2 separate regions of the Mus musculus genome follow, and region 2 is linked to region 1. Evidence: chromatin loops called from intact Hi-C (ENCODE). Cell type or tissue: heart. All regions are shown on one strand. Each heading gives the region's core, and the rest is flanking DNA. Links, peaks and the distances in the headings are about the cores only. Region 1 holds the start of Fbxo10 (F-box protein 10). Region 2 overlaps Gm12679 (a long non-coding RNA gene).

The links. Peaks named below come from ENCODE experiments on the same cell type or tissue, not always from the same donor. Only the 100,000 strongest peaks of a DNase experiment are listed, where the experiment ranks them.
Region 2: it touches region 1 in a loop (3.0-fold over the local background); 2 of 42 quality-filtered maps call a loop at or near these places.

The regions. Positions count from the first base shown.
Region 1 is chr4:45,083,332-45,086,242 of GRCm38, reverse strand. Fbxo10 (F-box protein 10) reads left to right here and starts at 1,639. Exons shown (of 11, transcript NM_001024142.1): 1 at 1,639-1,753. In heart, for the core only: no CTCF peak of the experiment used is centred there; a DNase peak (open chromatin) is centred at 1,572; H3K4me3 peaks cover 1,561 bases; H3K27ac peaks cover 1,745 bases.
Region 2 is chr4:44,971,928-44,974,838 of GRCm38, reverse strand. All of the region lies in intron 1 of Gm12679 (a long non-coding RNA gene), which reads left to right. Among named protein-coding and RNA genes, the nearest start is that of Gm12679, 5.2 kb to the left of the region's middle. In heart, for the core only: a CTCF peak has its summit at 1,248 (motif pointing left); a DNase peak (open chromatin) is centred at 1,218; H3K4me3 peaks cover 531 bases; H3K27ac peaks cover 404 bases.

The DNA.
Region 1 (2,911 bases), core at 179-2,678:
GGAGCAACCAGTCGCTTACAAATACTGTTCTTGTGCACAGACATGCATGTAGCCAAAGCACACTTACGCATAAAATAAAAATAAGTAAATCTTAAATAAAACGCCACTGTCTTGACGTTTAAATGTTTATACAAGAAATAAAATCCCCCCGCCCCCGTGGCACCTTTGGACAGATGAAGAAGACAGACAGCATGCTGTGTTAGACGGGCCCCATTGTTGTCCTTTGAATGTCCTAACCTTTTTAGAGAAATGCCAACACAAACAATAATGTTTGATAGCACAAATCCAGGAACTCAGGCTTTTAATTGGGTATTGAAATTCATATTCAGCCTGCTGGTTTCATACAATGGGCCACTTTTCAAAGGATTAGACGTGCGATCGGTTTGCCAAACGTAAGCGACGTCTAAGCATGGCCTTTCCACTACATCTGTGTGCTTGCTGAACAGCTCTCGGTCAGCATTCAATTGTTGGGTTTGGGTCTAGGTGTTTTGTTTGGGGTTTAAACAAATGAATCGTTGAAGGCTGGGATGTAGGGGGGTACAGGGGGTACAGGGGGGTAGCACTTGCTCAGCATGTGCAAGACCCTGAATTTGCCTTAACCACTGCATAAAACAACACCCCCCCCAAATTTGACTTTACTGCAAAACTGTCTCAGATCCGTGTGTGTGCCCCCATATCCACTTCCAGTACTTCAGGCCAGTCTCTACTTCTCTTGTCTTCTCAGCACAGAGTATCGAACACCTGCATTCTCCCCCTTCAATGGCTTCCTTTATCATGGCTTATGAAATACTGATGACCTCTAATACCCTTTTATCTAAGACCTCGGGATGGTGGGATACAGGGTTGGAGAGACAGCTTACTAGTCAGGAGGTTTATTGCTCTTGCAAAGGATCCACTTGGTGGCTCACAACTGTCTATATTCAAGTTCCAAGGGCTCCGGCTCCCTCTTCTGGCTTCCAGGGCCCCCTGTGTGCACATAAATCAGGTGCATAAAATACGCATAAAAGTAAAAAAAATCTACAAAAAAAATATTTTTTCTTAGGAGTCGTCTTGTCTCCCTCAGCGCAGGAGCTTTCTCTGGCCTCTTTCACATAGCTACTCTCATGAGGTCATCACATTCCTCAAACCCTAGTTTTCAACCAAAGAGCTCTTTTCATGTACTTCATATAATTTTAAATACATATGGACTTAAACAGCTTTTCCGGTTTATCCTCTCCGCCACAGAGTGGATTTCAGAACAGGAGCCACCACCGCTTTGTTCTCTTGGGCCCATAACTAGTAGTTGGTGCAACAGGTACTACACACATCATTTGCGTTGTGCCAAACGTTTTCCACACAACCCACCCATGGCCCCAAGTCCTTCCTGACTTCTAGCTGGGCTCAGGGTGACTCCAGCTCCTATGTGCTCATATGCACGGAGCCCAGGGTGCTGTTAGGCTATAGTGGTGATGGGAAGGATCCGCCCGCTTCCAGGCCCCTAGGAGCCTCCGGCAGTTCCCGCCCACGATGCTGTTCCCACCCCTTCGGAGGCCACGCTCGCCCTCCATCGCCGAGCCCCGCTCGCCCCGCCCTCCTTCCAGTCTCACGGCCGCGCGCGCTCGCAGGCCAGCCCTACACCCGCGTCACGTGACAGCCACCGGGGGCGGGGCTCGCGGCGAAGTCGGACCCCGCTGTGGCCGAGCGCCGCAGTCCTCCGGCAGCCCTGCGGCTTCCAGGGCGTCGCGGCCGCGGCCGGGCAGCGCCGCTCCCTGAGGTAAGAGGCGCAGGAAGGAGGCTTCTCGGGAGCCCGCGGATGCTCCAGGCTCACCGGCCGCTCGGTCCCTCCGTGGGCCCAGCGTTTGGCTGGGGTGCGGGGACCGGGCCTGGGGGCACTGCGGGAGGTGGGGGGCCTCGGCTGCCGGAGCTCCGGGAGAGCTGTGCCCCCGTCCGCCCCCACCCCGGACCCACCCGCGGTCGCCTCCAGCCCCAGGGCTTTGCAAGTGTCTGAGAGAATGAATGCGATTTTGCGGTTTGCTAGCCTTCACCTGGGATGCAGGAGAGAGCGTGCAGTCGCGCACCCAGTGGGTCTGGTTTTAACAAGTCGCGGAGACTCGGTTTCCGCAAATCTTTGAAGGAAGAGGGGACGACCCCCTGCCCGGCCTCCCTCCTGCACTGATGGCAGAGCCGTTTGGAGAGCCAGAACTCCGGAGTTGGTGTTAGTTCCATCCACCACCCACTAGCCAGGCAACCTTGAGCCACGTCGGTGGTGCTTCTGTTAAAAGTAGAGATGATGTAAATGAGCTAAATACCTAATAAAAAATGGAAAAAAAAAATAAATAAATAAAAGTAGAGATGAATTCTTCGGCCCGAGGTTGCTGTGAGGATTAAGCAGGAAACGTTGAGGACTCCTTAGAGAGCACTCTCCGTGTGAGCATTGTTAAAATAGCAATCTAGGAGTCCATGATAGACGTCTTTCTCGCAGTAAGCACACCGTCCTCTGTGAATGTGATTCTGAAAAATGTGTCGTTTTGGCTGAGGAGCCCTCTCCCCTTTCCCAGGCCCCCTTTGCCTTCTGTTTCATATTGGCATGTGAACCTGTTGTTCCTACCGAATGAGTCAGGCAGGATGGGAACGCTAATTTACTTGAGCAGATGGGTATCAGATTCCCTCTGAGGGGAAAGAAAACTGTCAGGCATGTGCTATCACAAAAAAAAAAAAAAAAAAAAAAAAAATACAGTAGGGTGATTGACTGTCTACTGGAAGATGCCTAGGAGCCCATGGAATCCAGCCGTCTCCTGCACACAGAGAAGCTAGACCAAGAACGAGGCCAGGACTTTGATTTTGCTCAGCCATCAACACTGTTGGCCTTGGGTAGTAGAAAGAATGCTTGAGCTTGCCTATGTTCTAACTCAACTGTTCGTTTATTCTGGCA
Region 2 (2,911 bases), core at 223-2,722, 110 kb after region 1:
GTCCCTATGGAAGAAATGTTAAATGCTGTGAACACCTTCTCCCTTCACAGTAAATCCCTGGTTTTTTTTTTTTTTTTTTTTTTTTTTTTTTTTTCAGAAGCAGCCTCCTGTGGAAAGCCATATTGAATTGAAGGTCCCTTCTCAGTGCCCACAGACCTCTAAGATGCCTGAGGTTGGGGGTTCCTGTACCCCACACTGGGCCATGAGTTTCTTGAGTTCAAAAACCTCTTGGCCACCGTCTTTGGCAAGCAACATAGTATCAAGCTTGCCAAAGGACCGGATTTGTCTGTGATGGAAGGGCTAAGGAACACCCAGGCTTGGTCACCGCCCAGCCAGCCTTGAGGTTGGACAACAAAGAGGAGGGGCAGAAAGAAATCAGAAATCGCTGAGGCAGAGGTTAGGAGTCAGTCTTCTAGGGCCTCGTGTGGTTCCTCGGGGAGTTTTAAAGTCAGAAACACGGGGCAAGTGGCTGTTAGTTGAGGCAGGAGGAGCCGTCTTGCAGCCATAGGCTGGACAACAGGGGCATGACAGGTCCATGGAGTCTGAGTGGGGAGGTGCGATTCCAGGGTGGCCTCGGGATGAAAGCCCGCACACCCTCTCACTTGTGCCTATGATGGGTGGGCATCTAGAGGCCGCGGGGTTGTTTATCTCCAGCAAGTCCACCCTATTACATCACCTTCAGAAGCCCTCCTGTCGACTGTGAGGAAGTGACCCTCTGTGTGGTGGGGAGAGCCATGGAAGGGCGCTGCTGGGACCTCTACTGCGGGGCCTCGGTCCTCTAGCCACAGAGAGTGTATTGTGCTGACAGTGGGCTCTTTCTGGGAGAACAAACCTGGCCAGTGCCAGACTCAGATGCAAACCCGAGGCCTGAGTAGACCCAGGCTCCTGACTGTGCAGGTGAGAGGCAGACGAGAAGTCTGTCATTCTAGCGATGCCACGACCGGATTTACAGATAACGTGGTGGGATATGTGCGAGCGTGGGGGTGTTGCTCTGTGGAAACAGGCAGATTTTGCAGCTTGTTGTCATTGCTGGGGCATCGTGAGAAGTTGGCTGCTCAAAACATTGGGGCCACAGACTGGCTGGGTGACATCTGGCACAGCCCTTCTGTCTAGTTGGGAGAAATCACTGAGATCTCTTCGTGGGCGGCAGGTGCCAAGTCCTGGACCAGATCTTCAGGAGCCGGAGGCACAGTGGGATTAGCTTACACCGCACCCTGCTGGCCAGGGGACGAAATACATCCGTGGCATGTTCCTAGCCTTGTTGGGCTCTGCCGCCTCCTGGTGTTCATCCTCACTTTTGTGACACAAGTCCCTGCAACCCCTCCCCTGCAGGCAAGCCCTGGGTCTCTCTGACTTTTGTTGGAGGTGCGGAGGGATTTGAACCCAGATCCTGCTCGGTCCTTGGCGACTTTTTCTAATCACCTAGCTTCTGTTAGATCCTCGGACTGGGCTCCACCCTCCACTTCTGGAATCTGGAGGCTTGCAGGCTTGTACTAACCTGAAAGCCCTCCTAGACTCCCCAGCAGCTGTCTCAGAGTCCTGTGTCACTCCGTTCCCTACTGTCCTCAGCTCTGTCCAGCCTTTGACCCATTGCAAGACCCCAAAGTTATCCCTGTCACCTGGCTTTCTCCCAGCACTTGCCCAGCACACTCAGGCATAGAGTAGCCGAGCTGAGCCTTTTGCCTAGAGACACCTGGTGGACCAAGCACCCACACCCACGGGCTCAGCTCAGAGTATGGTCTGCTTTCCCAGCCAGGGGAGGGGCTACAGGAGGAGACAACTCGAAGATGCATTTCAATACTAGGCTTGCACAGGTACCTGTAAACTCATCAAAAGGTCAAATCTCAGATATAGAGTTATGTACTTCCCAACTTTATACAATACATGGTTAGCAAAAGGATACATTGTCCTAATGTATCCTAATGTGCTGTTTCAGTTAACTAACATTTACTACCTGAATGAATGTCCCTCATGCATACTGTGGAGGTTTGAATGAGAATGGCCCCATAGCCTCAGATATTTGAATGCTAGGTCCCCAGCTGATGAACTGTTTGGGAAGGATTAGGAGGTGTGGCCTTGTTAGAGGAGGTGTGTCACTGGGTGTGGGCTTTGAGGTTTCAGCATCCCAGTTTCAGTCTCTCTCTCTCTCTCTCCCACTGTGATGATAATGGAGTAACCCTCAGAAAGTATAAGCAACCCCCCAATTAAATGTTTCCTCTCATAAATTGCCTTGGTCATAGTGTCTCTTATTAGCATTAGAACAGTAACTATAGACAGCTAGTTGTTTGTTCAACAAATGGTTAACACAATTAACATTATCCCAACATGCCACTACAGTTAACATTAACCACCTGCATGAATATCCCTTATTACACACGTTAGCAGAAAAGCCCACATCATATTCTGTGATCAAAATTAGCTTTATGTGAAGTAGAACTTAAAATGAGTTCTTGTTGCTATGGTAGTGGCGGCTTTTATTTTTTTACGAAAGGGTCTCATGTACCTAGACAGGTCTCAAACTTACTGTGCAGCCAAAGATGGCCTTGAACTCATGATCCTCCTGCCTCTGCCCACCAAGTACTTGATTACAGGTCTGTACAGCTGTTGTCTGGCGTGTTTTTCTTTTTATGTATTTTATTTCTGAGGCAGGTTCTATTTTCCCTAGCCCAGGCTGGTCTCAAAAATCTCGATTTTCCTACATTATCCCCATGAGAGCTGAGATCACTATGCACAGCAAGATTTAAGATTATCCCACAAATGTTTCATCATTATCACCACCACCACCACCATCACCACCATCATTTTGAGTCAGGGTTTTACTATGTTGTCCTGTCCAGATAGGAACTCACTGTATAGATCTGACTGCTGTTGAATTCATGGCAATCCTCCCGCTGTTACCTCTGGAGTGCTG